Regions from separate parts of the Homo sapiens genome. Here region 1 is linked to region 2. A link is a loop called in an ENCODE intact Hi-C map of the cell type or tissue named here. Cell type or tissue: Caco-2. All regions are shown on one strand. Links, peaks and the distances in the headings refer to the core of each region. The heading gives the core; the rest is flanking DNA. Region 1 has its middle 11 kb from the start of CETN3. Region 2 overlaps ADGRV1 (adhesion G protein-coupled receptor V1).

Evidence for each region. Peaks named below come from ENCODE experiments on the same cell type or tissue, not always from the same donor. Only the 100,000 strongest peaks of a DNase experiment are listed, where the experiment ranks them.
Region 1: it touches region 2 in a loop (14-fold over the local background); 53 of 110 quality-filtered maps call a loop at or near these places.

What each region holds. Positions count from the first base shown.
Region 1 is chr5:90,416,910-90,425,256 of GRCh38, forward strand. No RefSeq gene overlaps it. Among named protein-coding and RNA genes, the nearest start is that of CETN3, 11 kb to the left of the region's middle. In Caco-2, for the core only: a CTCF peak has its summit at 4,438 (motif pointing right); a DNase peak (open chromatin) is centred at 4,432.
Region 2 is chr5:90,779,214-90,787,560 of GRCh38, forward strand. ADGRV1 (adhesion G protein-coupled receptor V1) reads left to right here. Exons shown (of 90, transcript NM_032119.4): 65 at 2,217-2,365; 66 at 3,911-4,112; 67 at 4,625-4,844. Among named protein-coding and RNA genes, the nearest start is that of ADGRV1, 220 kb to the left of the region's middle. In Caco-2, for the core only: a CTCF peak has its summit at 4,689 (motif pointing left); a DNase peak (open chromatin) is centred at 4,668.

The DNA.
Region 1 (8,347 bases), core at 333-8,332, 360 kb before region 2:
AGCCTGGGTGACAGAGTTAGACTGTCTCAAAAAAATAAAAAGAACTCAGTAAAAAGAAAAAAGCTATCAAGCCATGAAATAACATGAAGGAAACTTACATGCATATTACTAAGTAAAAGAAGGCAAATCTGAAAGGCTACATACTGTATGATTCCAACAATGTGACATTTTGGAAAAGATAAAAACTACGGAGGCAGCAAAAAGATCAGTGGCCATCAGGGATCAGGCAGAGGAGGCATGAATAGGCAGAGCACAGAGGATGTTTAGGGCAGTGAACACTATTCTATATGATCCTATAATAATGGACAGATTTAATGATATATTTGTTAATACCCATGGAATGTACAACACCAAAAGTGAATCTTAATGTGAGCTCTTTACTTCAGATGATAATAATGTGATAACACATCAATGTGTTACTGGCAGGTCTTTGTTCTTAAGAGTTCCCAAGATGGTGGCGGGCCACTCCCAAGATGGTGGCAAGCCTTTTGCTCTCTGACCTGGAGTTCTTGGCCTCACAGATTCCAAGGAATGGAACCTTGGGCCATGCAGTGAGTGTAATAGCTCTATTAGAAGCTGTGGGTCATGGAAGAGAACTGTGGAACCCAGCGACTAGTGTTCAGCTTGATTAGGACGAACCTGGGCACTTAGCTGCACAGGAACAATGGTGAGCCTTTAGCCCCATCAGGAGTGGCAATGGGTGCCTCACTGGATCAGAAGTGCAGTGGACACCCTGCTGGATCTGGAGGGTGGAAGTCAGCAGCAGTGTCTGCAATGACAGCGATCAGCAGTGGTGGACAGTGAGCGAAAGCTCAGCTCGAGCCAGAACAAACAGGGACCAGAAGAGTGTGCAGTTGCAAGATTTAATAGAGTGAAAACAGAGCTCCCATACAACAGGAGGGCACCCAAAGGGAGTTGCCACTGCTGGCTGGAACGCCTGGGTTTTTATCCTGATCATTGTCCCTCCCCCTGTGCTCTCAGGTGATAGATGATTGACTATTTCTTTACCTCCTGCTTTTAGCCTAATTGGTATTTTAGTGAGCTGAGTTACAAGCCCTGTGTTTAAAGGTAGGTGCAGTCACTTCCCCAGCTAGGCTTAGGAATTCTTAGTCAGCCTAGGAAATCCAACTAGTCCTGTCTCTCAAATGTAGGTTCATCAGTTGTCATAAATATACCTCTCTCATGCAAGATGTTGATAGTAGGGGAGAGGTTGCACAAGTATAGGGGCAGAGGATACGTGAGCTCTGAAATTTCTGCTCAATTTTGCTGTGAACCTAAAACTGCTCTAAAAAATGGTCTATTTTCTTAAAAAGATGAGACTGTTGGAGTACTTAAAATGTATTACCTCTGGGAAATGGGAAATGAGACACTGATTACCTATTCCAACTGAGACCAATTGCCCAATTGCTTTTTAGATCTGTAAAACAACAGTTGGATTCCTTGGTTAAACTCACTGTTTCTCATATTTCACATCTTCATCCTGTTATGTTTCACTCTTACTTTGCTGGAGTATATCTTCAGGAACTCAGAAATGGTATATGACAGGCAAATTTTCTAAATTCTTTATTTTGTCCCCACAACTGCTTTCACAGTTGAAACAGAAAATGGAAAAGAATGGGACAGGCGACTTTTACCCTTATGAACTATATTTAGTAAACCACATCTATGAAGTACTTTGATAAAAATGCAGAATAGAAGGAAAAATTCATCTGGACAAAATGTATTCTACAGTCCATTGGGAAAATAAAGTTAGATCCACATTTCAGATTTTGTATCAAAATACAATCAAAACAAGTTGAAAGTTTAACTATAAAAAAAGTTAAAAGAACATATACTTAGTTTAATAATTTTAGAATTCAGAAAGACTTCCTCAGCATAATTACCAACATTAGAAGCCATAAAATAATGATAGATCTGAGTACACAAATGTACTTTTTTTTTTTTTTGAGACAGAATCTTGTTTTGTCACTCAGGCTCGAGTCCAGCGGTGCAATCTCAGTTCACTGCAACCTCTGCCTCCCAGGTTCAAGCGATTCTCCTGCCTCAGCCTTCCAAGTAGCTGAGAGTACAAGCCCGTGCCACCAATCCTGGCTGATTTTTGTATTTTTAGTAGAGATGGGGTTTCACCACGTTGGTCAGGCTGGTCTCGAACTCCAACCTCGGGTGATCCACCTGCATTGGCCTCCCAAAGTGCTGGGACTATAGGCGTGAGCCACCGTACCTGGCCCAAGTGCACATTTTTATATAAATAAAATATCTTTATATAAATAAAATACACACCAAGCTATTTAACCAGTGGTTAACTCTGGAGAGAACAATGGCAACTGGAGAAAGGGATCAGGAAGGATCTTCAGTGGAAAGTACCGAAACGGCAAAACAGAAAATAATAAATTGGGCTTCACCAACAAAACAGAAAATAAATAAATTGGACTACACCAACAAACCAGAAAATAAATAAATTGGGCCTCACCAAAGCTAAAAACTTTTGGGCATCAAAAGATACTATGAAGAGAGTGAAAAAGAAACCCACGTGGGAGAATGGGAGAAAATATTTGCAAATCATATATCTGAAAAAGGACTGATATTCTGAATATATAAGGAACTCCTATAACTGAACAACAGAAAAACAAACAATTCAAAAATAGGCAAAGGACTCGAATAGACGTTTTTCCAAGAAGACATAGGAATGAACAATATGAACATGATAAGATATTCAACATCACTAACCACTAGGGAAATGTAAATAAAAATCATGATGAGATACCACTTCATATCCAACATCTGAAAATAGCAGATATTGGCAAGGATGTGAAGAAATTGGAACTCTATACATTGCAGGTGGGAATGTAAAATGGTAGAGATGCTGTGGAAAACAGTATGGCAGCTCCTCAAAAAATACACGTGATTCATGTGATTCAACAATTCCACTTCTGGGTATATACCCAAGAGAAATGAAAATAGAGGCTAGAACAGATAGCTGTTTACCCATATTTGTAGCAGCATTATTCGTAATAGCCAAAAGATAGAAACAACCCAAATGTCCATTGGATAAATCAAATATAGTCTGTAAATACAGTGGAATATTATTCAGCCTTAAAAAGTAATGAAATCCTGATATATACTACAACATGTGTGAACTTTGAAAACATCGTTAAATGAAATAAGCCAGATACAAAAGGACAAATATGATTCTGCTTAATTGAGGTACCTAGAATAGGGAAATTCATAGAGATAGAAGGTAGAATGGTGATTATCAGGGATTGGAAGAAGGGGAGAATGGAGAGTTATTGTTTAATGGGCATAGAGTCTCAGTCTGAGATTATGAAAATACAGGAGACAGAGGAACCATTTTAAAAAAAATTTTTAAGGTACATTGTGAGGAAACAATCAGATGAATCCAGAAAGTAAAACATTCCTTAGGAACTGGCCATTCTCTTCAGTAAGCCAGTGCAAGAAAAAAGGCAGTAAATTAGATTGAAAAAGATTGAAAGGATATTACAGCCAGATAAAATGTCTTGTCCCAGATTAGATACTACTCTGGACAAAGCTGCTGTAAAAGGCATCATGGAGACAACTGAGGAAATTTGAATATGAATTAGGAATTCGGGGATATAAAGAAAATATTATTAATTTTTTTCAGGCATTATAAGAATACTTTGCCCATGTATGAAAATGTTCTCTTTTTTTAGAAATGCAAACTGTGTTTAGAGGTGAAATGTTCAAAATCTCTGTAATTTACTTTAAAATAATATACAAAAATATTTTAAAATTGGGATACAATGATAAATAATGTTATGTCATCTAATTCCTAATTCATATTCAAATTTCCTCAATTGTCTCCATCATACCTTTTATAGTAGTTTTGTCCAAACCAATATCTAATCTGGGACAAGACATTTTATCTAGTTGTAATATCCTTTAAGTCTGTTTTTGAGTTGGTGCAAAAGTAATTGTGGTTTTTGCCATTATAAAGAAACTAAGGGGAATTAGATAGGAGGTGACCAGGGATTGAGTACTATAGATTTGCAATCTCTGAGAAAGTGACATTTGAGCTGAGATATTAAGTGATTGCCAGCTATGTCAGTTCAGGTCCTCCAAGGTCTAGATGACAAGACAGGATTAGTTTTAAAATAGATCAGAAAACACCTGTGAAGGATACAAGCAAGAGAAGGCAGGAGAGTCTTCAAACCACAATGCAGTTCTGGCACCTGGGAAAGGAGAGCAGGAAAGAAAGAGGATTGGATAGGAAGATTTTCAAGAGTGCAGCACAGTTGTGAGAAAGTCTCAGGCCAATGGGAGCCCCAAAGTAGAAACTGCCTATCAGAGGAGTCCTGCCTTGGGCAAGAATGGCCCAGCTGTGGTGTCCCTACTGACCATCCCATCGATACTGCTCAGTCGTTGGCTGGATGCAGTTAGCCTCAGTATGAATGCTGATGTGGGTCACAAGTCACGGCCACTAGAGAGTGCTAACTCTGCTCCTCACAGCAGGTTCTCTTGAAGGGAAATCTGAGCGGCATACCTTCATAGCTATCCTTCCAGCCTTGCAAAGATCTGGAGGGAGAGTCTATCAAGAGGAGGAAATGGCAAAGGCAAAGTCCCTAAAATATAGGAAAATTGTTGGTATATTTGAGGAAAAGAGAAAACTGAGTAAGTTTGCAGCATAATGAGAGTGGCAAACTGGCACAAGAAGTCAGATTGATAAGCAGAGACGTCGTCATATGGAGCTGAAAAGACTATGATGAGGGGGTAAATTTTATTCCAAGTATAATGGAAATCCATCAACCAGTTGTTTTAAGCAGTGACTTATTATGATCTGATTTAGGTTTTAGATTCAAACTTCCTAAAACATTAATCTGTATTTATAGCATCCATTTCTTCATATTTCATTTTCTCCCAACCCACAGCAAGTTTGATATTCATCCTCACCTCTCTATTGAAAATGCTTTTACTAGGTTACCAAAAGCTTGTTAATTGCTAAGTTCAATTGCTTCTTTCTAATTCCCATCCTAGTTGTCTCCTGGGTCACATCTACACTTAGCCACTCACTCCTTAAAATTTCTCTCATGGCTGCTTTTCACTACTCCTTTCTAATTTCCTTCTATGGCTTTTTAAAATCCATTCCCTAAATTTTTTTATTCTCAATTATATCTTTAATACTTTCCTGTTATCCCAAGGCACCCTCACCTGCTAAATTTCACCTACATGCTGATGACTCCAAAATTTCTTTTTTTTTTTTACCTCTAGCCCTCTATTCACACTCTTCAAACCTAGATTTTCATATGTGAGTCATTCATTTCCACCTCAGAGCATAATATACCAAAACAAAAATCATTACCGTCCTTAAGAATGCTTCTTATGTCCTGGTGCGGTGGCGCACATCTATAATCCCAGAATTTTGGGAGGCTGAAGTGGGTGGATTGCTTGAGCTCAGGAGTTTGAGACCAGCCTGGGCAACAGGGCAAACAAAACGTTGTCTCTACAAAAAAATACAAAAATTAGCTGGGCATGGTGGCACAGGCCTGTAGTCCCAGCTACTCGGGAGGCTGAGGTGGGAGAATCACTTGAGCCCGGGAGGTGGAAGTTGCAGTGAGCTATGATCATGCCACTGCCCTCCAGCCTAGATGACAGAGTGAGAATTTGTATCAAAAAGAAAAAAAGAAAATTCTTCTTATATATTCTCTTTCTTGGATAATGACATCACCAGTCACGCAGTTCACATAACTTCTTGAAATAACATTTACCTCCTCACTTATGGTCAAAGTATAATTTTCAAAATTTAAAGATATGACTGTCGTATAATTATAGAATGAATAGGTTTCAAATGTCTGTCTCTTTAATGAGATAACAAGCATGATGGTAAAGCTGGCTTATAGAAAAATTAGGGAAACAGTATACATAGCGAGTCACAAAAGATACGTTTAAAGTTATAAGCTGAAATAAGTTTGCTAAATTACAATGTCATACAAGTTAATGTTCTATAGGTCAAAATAAACTATAGCCTTTGGAGTTATGTTCTCTGCTAGATAAAAATGATTTGCTTCTCTATAGGGCAAAAATCTACAAGTTAACTTTTTACACAGTATTAGTTCTAATAAATGGCATATAAATCAAACAAAGGTATATCTCTTGGAGAATAAAATAATCATTGGGTAGATCTATTAAGCAATGCTCCAGGATGACACACAGTCATTCTTTGGCCTTATTTCCAAGTTCTGGATATTATTTTCTCATACTTGCTGTTGATCTTAAATAGCCATTATGTGGTGATGGAGCTATATTTTAAAGACAAATCTGCCTGACTTCAATGCCTATGTTTTTCCTCACAAAGAATGTGAGTTGCTGGCTAATGCAAATCCATGCATAAGATGAGATGTAAGGACTGAGAAGAGGCCTCTGCTTTTCAAAATCAGTAGGACACAGTGATTAAAAGAGTACGGCATTAGACAAAGAAAGAAAAATATATCAATAGGTAGACCTGCTTATACAGTCCATATGATCTACTACAAAGGCACCAATACAATTCAATGGGAAAAAGAAGACCTTTATAATAAATGGTGGGGCAGCAACCAGATATAACACACATAAAAAGACATGAACCTTGATTCCTGCCTTGTACCATACACAGAAATTTACTTGAGATTAATCATATACCTATATGTAAAATAAAAAGCTATAAAGATTCTGAAAGAAAGTATAGGGGAATATCTTTATGACTTTGGGGCAGGCAAAATTTCTTAAACAGAACTTAAATAGCCCCAATCATGAAATTAAAACTTGAAAAATTAGACATTACCAAAACTAAACATTTCTGCTCATCAAAGACACCAGTAGAAAAATGAAAAGGCAAGTCACAGACTGGGAGGAAAAATTTACAATACACATACCTGACACAGCATTACAAATCAATTATAAAAAGACTAAACATCCAATAAGAATAATGAATAAAAGATTTCAACGGCACTTCACAAATGTGGCTATCTCAATAAACACATGAAAAAGTATTTAACATAATTAGTTAAATACAAGTTAAAACCACAATAAATAATGTCATGCAGGCACCAAAATGGCTAAAATTAAATTTAAAAAATTTTAGATCAGGAGCAGGTTGCTCATGCCTGTAATTCCAGCACTTCAGGAGGCCAAGGCGGGCGGATCATTTGAGGTCAGGAGTTCAAAACCAGCCTGGCCAACATGGTGAAACCCCAACTCTACTAAAAATAAAATTTGCCAGGCGTGGTGGTGGGTGCCTGTAATCCCATCTACTCGGGAGGCTGAGGCAGGAGAATCGCTTGAGCCCAGGAGGCAAAGGTTGCAGTGAGTTGAGATAGCGCCACTGCACTCCAGCCTGAGTGACAGAGCGAGACTCCATCTCAAAAAGAAAAAAAAAAAAAAATTTAAAGACTAATGATATCAAATGGTGGCAAGAATGTGGATCAGCTCTCAAAATTGCTGGTATGAGTACAAAATGATACAACCACTTTGTAAAATTGTCTGTCTTTCTCTACTAGTGTTAAACATTCACTTACCTTATGACACAGCAGTTTCAGTTGTAGGTATTTACTCAAGAGAAGTGCATGTCCCCACAAAAAACTTTCACAAGACTGATCATTGCAGCTTTATTCACAATAACCCCAAACTGAAACAATTCAAATGTCCACTAACAGGCAAAAGAACAAACAAGTTGTGATATATTCCTACAATGGAATAGTATCAGTGATAAAGGAAAAAAATAAAAATAGAATACTTCTAGTGTAGTCTACAACCAGGTTGCCCCTCCTGCATATTGTTTTGAGTGAAGTAAGTCAGATATAAAAGATATATAAAAGACTACACACAATGAATATGTAGTATAGGATTCCATTTATAGAAAGTTCAACAACAAGCAAAAGTAAACAATGTTTATAGAAATCAGAGTAGGGTTTACCTCTGGATAGGCAGGGATGGAGGTTGTAGTGATAATATGTTCTGAAAAGAAACACAGTTGAGTTTTACGGGGTTTTGGAAATGTTTTGTGTCTTGATCTGCATGGTGGTTACCTGGGTGTATACATGTAAAAATAATCTAACTGTTCATTTAAGATTAGTGCACTTCAGCAAAGGAAAATGTCAGCAGAGTGAACAGACAACCTACAGAATGGGATAAAAATTTTTCAACTATGCATTTGACAGAAGTCTAATATCTAGCATCCATAAGGAACTTAAATTTACAAAAAAAAACCCATTGAAAGTGGGGCAAGGACATAAACAGACAAAAGATGACATATATGCGGCCAACAAGCATATGGAGAAAAAGCTCAACATCACTAATCATTAGAGAAATGCAAATCAAAACAACAAAGAGCTACCAT
Region 2 (8,347 bases), core at 74-8,073:
AGATTTGTGTGACATTAGAACAGGACATACAAGGGAAATTATGACAATGACTGAGTTTTTTTTTTTAATTTTGTTAAATATAACTTCCCTCTGAAAATTGAAAGTATGTGTTTCTATTGTGTGGACTCACTCTGGGTAGCCAGGAAGTTGAATATGATAACGGCTTCTAATTGGTGAAGACACAGCCTAACAGCTCTCTAAATCAGAGGTCAGCTGGTGTGGCTGAATTTGCTTCTTTTGATTTCCATACTTGTGAAAGGGCTGAAGGGAGGGATTTCTTTCATTGGTGCATCTGAAGTCTGTATCGTCTTCTCTGTGGGTGAATGACATAGATGCTTGCCCCATAGTTTTAAAGTGGGGAAAAATTTGAGTGAAAGCTAGTTGGCCATTAATGTGCACCATGTTTTCAAGGAAGATAATGAATTAACCTTAATGAGTCTCTTTCATTCCCTGATTTAGTGAGGCAGATTTGATGAGGTGGAAAAACATCTTTAGCATGTTTAAGTACTCACAGGTTCTGCAGCTCACAGGTTGAGAGAGACCTACCAGCATCTCTGCCCAGATAGCAGATAGGTGGGCCCTTCAACTAGAGTAATGCCTGCATTTAGAAGAATCATAAAGACATTTTTCTTGTGCATGAAAATATTTTTGCCTTTGTAATGTGAATATCATGCTTTAAAAACTTTTTAAACTAAAATATGTTACTCAGTGACTTAAGTGTATATCATCCCATCTGGGAAAAAAATATTGTGGGCTCACATACCCTTCAAATTTTAGATTTCCCAAAAATGCTTCTATGCCTGGCAATGAGAGTGAATTTGTACTCCTAGTAAATATAGTAAAAAGTTTGAGCTGATCACTGACTATTTTAATTAAATAAATGCAATTTGGTAAAAGTAGTCGTTTAGTGTGAGATCATATTTGTGTTACTGACCAGCTAGAGCTTGAGGATTTTGTCTTCTTTGCTACTGTTTTTTTAAAAAGCAGTTTCTATGTAAGTTTAATTCTGGGGAAACAAGTTTTTCCTTCCAGATAAATTTCTAGGTTTTCTTTGATCTCAAAAGGTAAGTAGTACAATTAGCTAATCTACAGCCCATCTCAGACTACTGGTAACAGTTACTCTTATCATTTAATATTCTAAATCTCAATTTTCTAATTTTGCCTTTTATATAATTCGCCAACTTTCAACCTTTCAACTCTAGGTAGGGTATAAATACCAGAATAGAATTTGGGAATTGAAGGAAGGACTAAAATGGTTTATCGGCATTTTTTAGCATGAGGAATTAAAGTCATATTTTAAAGCCTTGGAAGTTGAAGCTTTGTTTGATGGGAATAATATTAATCTAAAAAAAGACTTCTTTTGCAGAAGTATCATTACAGAAGTAAACTACCATCTATATTAAGGATAGAGGAATTGATTATGATTGGTTTCTGTAGAAATTGAAATACTTTTCTTTCTTTTTTATTTTTCTTTCTTTCTTTTTCTTTCTTTCCCTTTTTCTTTCTTTCCAAAGTCTTGCTGTGTCACCCAGGACAGAGTGCAGTGGCACAATCATAGCTCACTGCAACTTTGAATGCCTGGACTAAAGGGATCCTCTCACCTCATACTTCTAAATAGCTATGACTGCAGGCATGTGCCATCATGTCTGGCTAATTTTTTAAAATTAGTTTTTAGTAGAGACAAGGTCTCACTCACTATGTTGCCCAGGTTGGTATTGAGAGATATTTCTTTTGAATCTTGATGATTTAGTTTGAAATTTAATTAGTGTCATGACACTCACTATTTCTTTGAATAAATCATCTTAACCTAACACTGTAAATCTCAAGGCCGCCTGCTTACTTACCTATCTCTGAGTGCACTAGGTCTATTACTGTATATGTATGTATTCAGCCGTGATTCCCAAAGGTTCATTTTATGACAGCATCTTTCTGATTTCCTCACAGTTTATTATCTTCCCATTGCCCAAGTTTAGTAACTTTATATTAGTTTTGGCTTCGTACAGGCACCACTCATTGGGAGCAACACAGAAATCTGTTTCAAAACATCATTTCAGGAAAAAGAGAATATTTTAGCGTTGAGGATCTTTAAAAGTATTGCAGTACTTTATAGAACTAAGTTGTAGGAGCTAAGAGGATCTTTTAATTCATGCTATGCAATTATGTATTTTTTGTTGTTGTTGTATTTTATTTTATTTTGATTTGTATGACTTTGGAAGAGGGTATGATTTTACCATTCAAGAAAATGGACTTCAGATAGATCAACCTCCTGAAATAGGAAACATCTCCATTGTTCGCATCATAATAATGAAAAATGATAACGCAGAAGGCATCATTGAATTTGACCCAAAGTATACTGCCTTCGAAGGTAGGTTCAGTCAGCTAGCTTGTAAGTAAGTTTACTACCACTTTCCAAATTACATTAGTTTGAATTTCCGTGTGTAAATTGTTTTAGTTTGGTGTGGGTGTGTGTGTTTGTGTTTACACATATACACTTTTATATTTATTTACTTATTTGAAATACATTTTCAGTTATCTTTGGGTAGTCTTGAACCTTACTGTGAATGGCAATGTTAGGAACAAGCCTGTCTAGAAAAACTATGTTTAACATTAGGATTATTAAAATGTTTCTGTTTCAAACATTTTAATGAAAGCCTTTGTAATTTGTGCATATTTAATTTCCTATGTGACTAGAAATCAGTGAATATTCACTTCCTAATGAATAATCATCTTTGAAATGAATATTTTACTGGCCTAGAGATGCAGGTAGTATCTGGATCCTTGATCTTGCTTTCTCGAAACAGTCCCCAGTAGCAGCTTGCCTAATATTGCCAATTCTTTCCTCTTGTAGAAGCAGAATACAGAATATATGGTTATATTCCTTCCCAGGTAGGAAGAGATGGCTGCCTTTCTAGGAAATGATTTTATTCAAAGGCAGAATATGAATATGACTTTAAAAATAAATATCTTACTGCTGCATTTAACCTGATTGGCTTCATTGCCTCTATCAAAATTCTTTGGTTATCTAGCCATTTTTAAAGTTCATAAAAAATTGCTTTAGGAGTTGGTTTATAATGAGTTTATGGGTAAGTTGTGGAATACATCACTATTTTGTGAACTTCAATCTGTACCTGGAAAAAATCATATTACATTTTTGCATTAAGAAATAAATGAGACTTGGAATTTTTTCAGTTCATTGTTTTCTGTTAGATTCATTATCTTTGGGAATTTTGGTCAGTGTATATTTATATTTATAATATACATTGAGTATTATTTAGCCATAGCTAATGTGAGCCCTATTAAATTATATTTTAATATGCAGAATTTAGCATAGCTTAAGAAATATATTTTTGAAAATAATGTTTAAGTTGAAATCAAACATTGAAGACACATTTTCAGATTCACAAGTAGATTTCATAGGAACTGAAAATGTAATCAAATTGTACTTGTATCTGGACTTTTAAAAATTCATATGATATACATATCATAAACCTCATTTATTTATATTACCATATTTATATTTCAATTGAATGTGTGGAAGCAATCCAGAGTGGTTTCCTATGAGCACAAACAACTTAAATGTTTTTTTGTATCCATCTAACATTGTCTTAGAAAGCAAGGATCATTTGTTTTTATGTAGTACACAGGGAGAATGCCAATGCTACTGATTAAATACATTGTTTAAATGCTAATTGTACTGTTCTCTGTAACTTTCAACATCTGATAAACTATGTTCCTCCTAAAAAATGTCATGAGGTTTTCACTAATCCCCCTTTAAAATGATAAAAGAACTATGAAAACATAGAGTGCTTACTTTGTGCCATTATGTTTAATTGCCAGGTTTAATTTGGCTGAATCTTATAAGTTAGTTGCTCTGTCTGGCTTACCAATTAATTCCAAGTTCCCATTACAGTGGAGGAAGATGTTGGGCTGATCATGATCCCAGTGGTGAGGCTACATGGAACTTATGGCTATGTGACAGCTGATTTCATCTCTCAGAGCTCCTCTGCCAGTCCCGGAGGTGTTGATTACATTTTGCATGGCAGTACAGTCACCTTTCAGCATGGGCAAAACTTAAGTTTTATAAATATCTCCATCATTGATGACAATGAAAGGTTGGTATATAGAAAATAATGTGGGCACATATAAGACATAAGTATTGTGTTCAAACTCTTACATATGTTTTGCACTGACAATAGAACTTTAGATAATATGTGTCCATTGGAAAACAACAGGTGAAATACTTTTGGGGTACTAGGGGTAGGGAAAGAGGGGCTAGGAGACGATGTGGTTGCATATGTCACTTCATTTCAAATAAAGGAAATAATATTTTCTGTTTCTCTAGACTTAAATAATCTAATCAGAATGTGGAAACATTCTTTAATTCACTTTCTTTATGCATTAAGCAATTAAAAAGAGGGCAAGAAAGTCCCTACAACTGCCCTAGGTCATGTAATATTGATGTTAATCATTCATTCTTTTAGCTAAGCACCCACTTCTTACCACTTGATGTGTGACTACTGTGCCTTGAATATGTATGACCAATTTGGAAAATGACTGGTTATTGGGATTTTACAAGCACTTTAATATGTTTAGACTCACAGAATTGCTCCTTCTTGCCATGCAGTGAATTTGAGGAGCCCATTGAAATTCTACTCACTGGAGCTACTGGAGGAGCGGTCCTTGGGCGCCACCTAGTGAGCAGAATCATAATAGCTAAGAGTGACTCTCCCTTTGGAGTTATAAGGTTTCTCAATCAAAGCAAAATTTCTATTGCTAATCCCAATTCCACAATGATTTTATCACTGGTGCTGGAGCGGACTGGAGGACTCTTGGGAGAGATTCAGGTAGATTTATGTTCCCCATGACTTTAAATATAATTTTTGATAGACTGAGTATGGTAGTGTGTTTTCTCATTGCCCAAGTATATTTCTTTATTCACAGCCAATCAATATTTATTAATTATCTTGTATGTGTACAGCAGCTTTTGAGCCAGATTAAGTACATAAAAATGTATAAGGCATACATCTGTCCTCAGGGAACCTTGAGGGCTTGTTAGAAATGAAGTGAATGATTCTGATAAAATTCATTAATTCAACAAGTATTTGTTGAGTGCTTTCTGTGTGTCACACACTGTTCTAGGTACTGAGAATATACTGAGGAACTAGATAGACCTCATCTCCGTTCTTACAGAGTTTTCATTTTATTAAGCAGAGCTGAGCAATAAACAACTAAAAATAAATTGATCTGATAACAGTAAGGGCTCTGCTTGTAAAATTGGGAGACACAATTGCGAGTGCTGTTGGTGAGGATGTGATATTTCAGCTGAAAGATGCATTAGGAGAAAGAGGTTAGAAGGGTGAGCATTTGGGCAGAAGGAACAATAGCTTCTGCAGAGGCATAAGCTGGCATGTTTCAGGCATGGAGGGGTTCATGTGGTCGGGGCCTGGAGTTAAGGGGATAACAGCACAGGATAGACCAGAGGGCCCAATAGATGTTCGATCACATGGAACCTCCTAAGCCAGGTTAAAGATGTCCATTGCTCAATGAAATAAAAGAGGACACAAACAAATGGAAGAACATTCCATGCTCATGGATAGGAAGAATCAATATAGTGAAAATGGCCATACTGCCTAAGGTAATTTATAAATTAAATGCCATCCCCATCAAGCTACCAATGACTTTCTTCAAGGAATTGGAAAAAACTACTTTAAACTTCATATGGAACCAAAAAAGAGCCCACATTGTCAAGACAATCCTAAGCAAAAATAACAAAGCTGGAGGCATCATGCTACCTGACTTCAAACTGTACTACAAGGCTACAGTAACCAAAACAGCGTGGTACTGGTACCAAAACAGATATATAGACCAATGGAACAGAACAGAGGCCTCAAAAATAACACCACACATCTACAACAAACCTGACAAAAACAAGCAATGGGGAAAGGATTCCCTATTTAATAAATGGTGTTGGGAAAACTGGCTAGCCATATGTAGAAAGCCGAAACTGGATCCCTTCCTTACACCTTAGACAAAAATTAATTCAAGATGGATTAAAGACTTAAATGTTAGACCTAAAACCATAAAAACCCTAGGAGAAAACCTAGGCAATACCATTCAGGACATAGGCGTGGGCAAGGACTTCATGTCTAAAACACCAAAAGCAATGGCAACAAAAGCCAAAATTGACAAATGGGATCTAATTAAACTAAAGAGCTTCTGCAAGGCAAAACAGACTACCATCAGAGTGAACAGGCAACCTACAGAATGGGAGAAAATTTTTGCAATCTATCCATCTGACAAAGGGCTAATATCCAGAATCTACAAAGAACTCAAACAAATTTACAAGAGAAAAACAACCCCATCAAAAAGTGGTCAAAGGATATGAGCAGACATTTCTCAAAAGAAGACATTTATGCAGCCAACAGACACCTGAAAAAATGCCGTCATCCCTGGTCATCAGAGAAATGCAAATCAAAACCACAATGAGATACCATCTCACTCCAGTTAGAATGGCGATCATTAAAAAGTCAGGAAACAACAGATGCTGGAGAGGATGTGGAGAAATAGGAACGCTTTTACACTGCTGGTAGGAGTGTAAATGAGTTCAACCATTATGGAAGACAGTGTGGCGATTCCTCAAGGATCTAGAACTAGAAATACCATTTGACCCAGCCATCCCATTACTGGGTATATACCCAAAGGATTATAAATCATGCTGCTATAAAGACACATGCACACGTATTTTTATTGCGGCACTGTTGACAGTAGCAAAAACTTGGAACCAACCCAAATGTCCATCAATGATAGACTGGATTAGGAAAATGTGGCACATATACACCATGGAATACTATGCAGCCATAAAAAGGATGAGTTCATGTCCTTTGCAGGGACATGGATGAAGCTGGAAACCATCATTCTCAGCAAACTAACACAAGGATGGAAAACCAAGCACTGCATTTTCTCACTTATAGGTGGGAATTGAACAATGAAAACACTTGGACACAGGGCAGGGAACATCATACACTGGGGCCTATTGGGGGGTGGGGGGCTAGGGGAGAGATAACATTAGGAGAAATACCTAATGTAAATGACGAGTTGATGGGTGCAGCAAACCAACATAGTACATGTATACCTATGTGTCAAACCTGCACGTTGTGCACATGTACCCTTGAACTTAAAGTATAATAATAAATAAAAGATTTCATTCTAAGTGCAAATAGGATGCCATTAGAAAATCGTAAGCCAGAGAACAATGTCACCAGATTGTCTTTTAAAGCAGCTCATTTAAGTCTAGTGCAAGGAAAATGGATTCAAGAAGCTGGTGGGGCAGCATAGGAGCAGGAAGGATGGCTAGGAGGCTGTTTATTTCCCTCTACTCTCCATGTCAAAGCTGATGGTGGCTCAGACAAGGTGGTGGAAATAAAGATGGCGAGAAGTGGGTATACATTGATATTTGGAAGAAAAATTCATTGGGCTAGAAGTAGAGGCTGAGGGAAAGACAGGAATCAAGGATAACTCCTTGAATTTAAGTTTGAGCAGCTGGATAATTTGTAGGGTTGTTTACTAAGATGCAGAAGCTCAAGGAGAAATTAAGAGTTCTGTTTTGGGCGTGTTCTTCTGAGATACTACTGACATCCCAGGGGAGGGTGGTCACATAGGCAGGGCAGCATGCGACTGTGTGTTGTGGGGTGGTCAGGGCTGCAGATGCAGGTCTGGAAGATGTTGACACATGGGGAGGTGTTTGAACACGTGGGGCCTAAGGGGCATATCTGGAAACAGGAAGGATATGGTGCTGAGTCCTGAGCTTCCACCATTTAGAGATCAGAGGAAGGAGAACCAGCAGAGAAGCTTGAGAAGTAAAGGAGGAGGAAAACTAGGAAAGCAGGTGGCACATGAGTATCACATAAGCCAAGACGACAGGACATGGTGTTTCAAGAAGGAAATAGTCAGCTGGAGGGCTGCTGATGAAAGATTAAGAAGCAAAAACAAGTGCCCAATGTTCTTTCTTTGTAGATTGTGTGAGAGGCATACCATTTCAAATCATAGAAATGTAGAAAACTTTGTTTCTTATAACAATGTATGAAGATTTCCGTGTCTTTTACACTAGGAATATAAGTAGATTTAGCATTTTTGCATGGTCTACAGCAGAGTTTTTCCATGGTTTTGTTGTCTTATTTATATAGGTTTTGATTGGCACAGCCTGTGCACACAGCAGGACAGTATTGTACTTATATATTTTTAAAATGTTTATATTTCTCTAATACGTATTTTAATATAGATTTTTATATGTTTTTATCCTATGTGATGACAAATTATTCATGAATACTATAGGTATGTAGTTTATAGT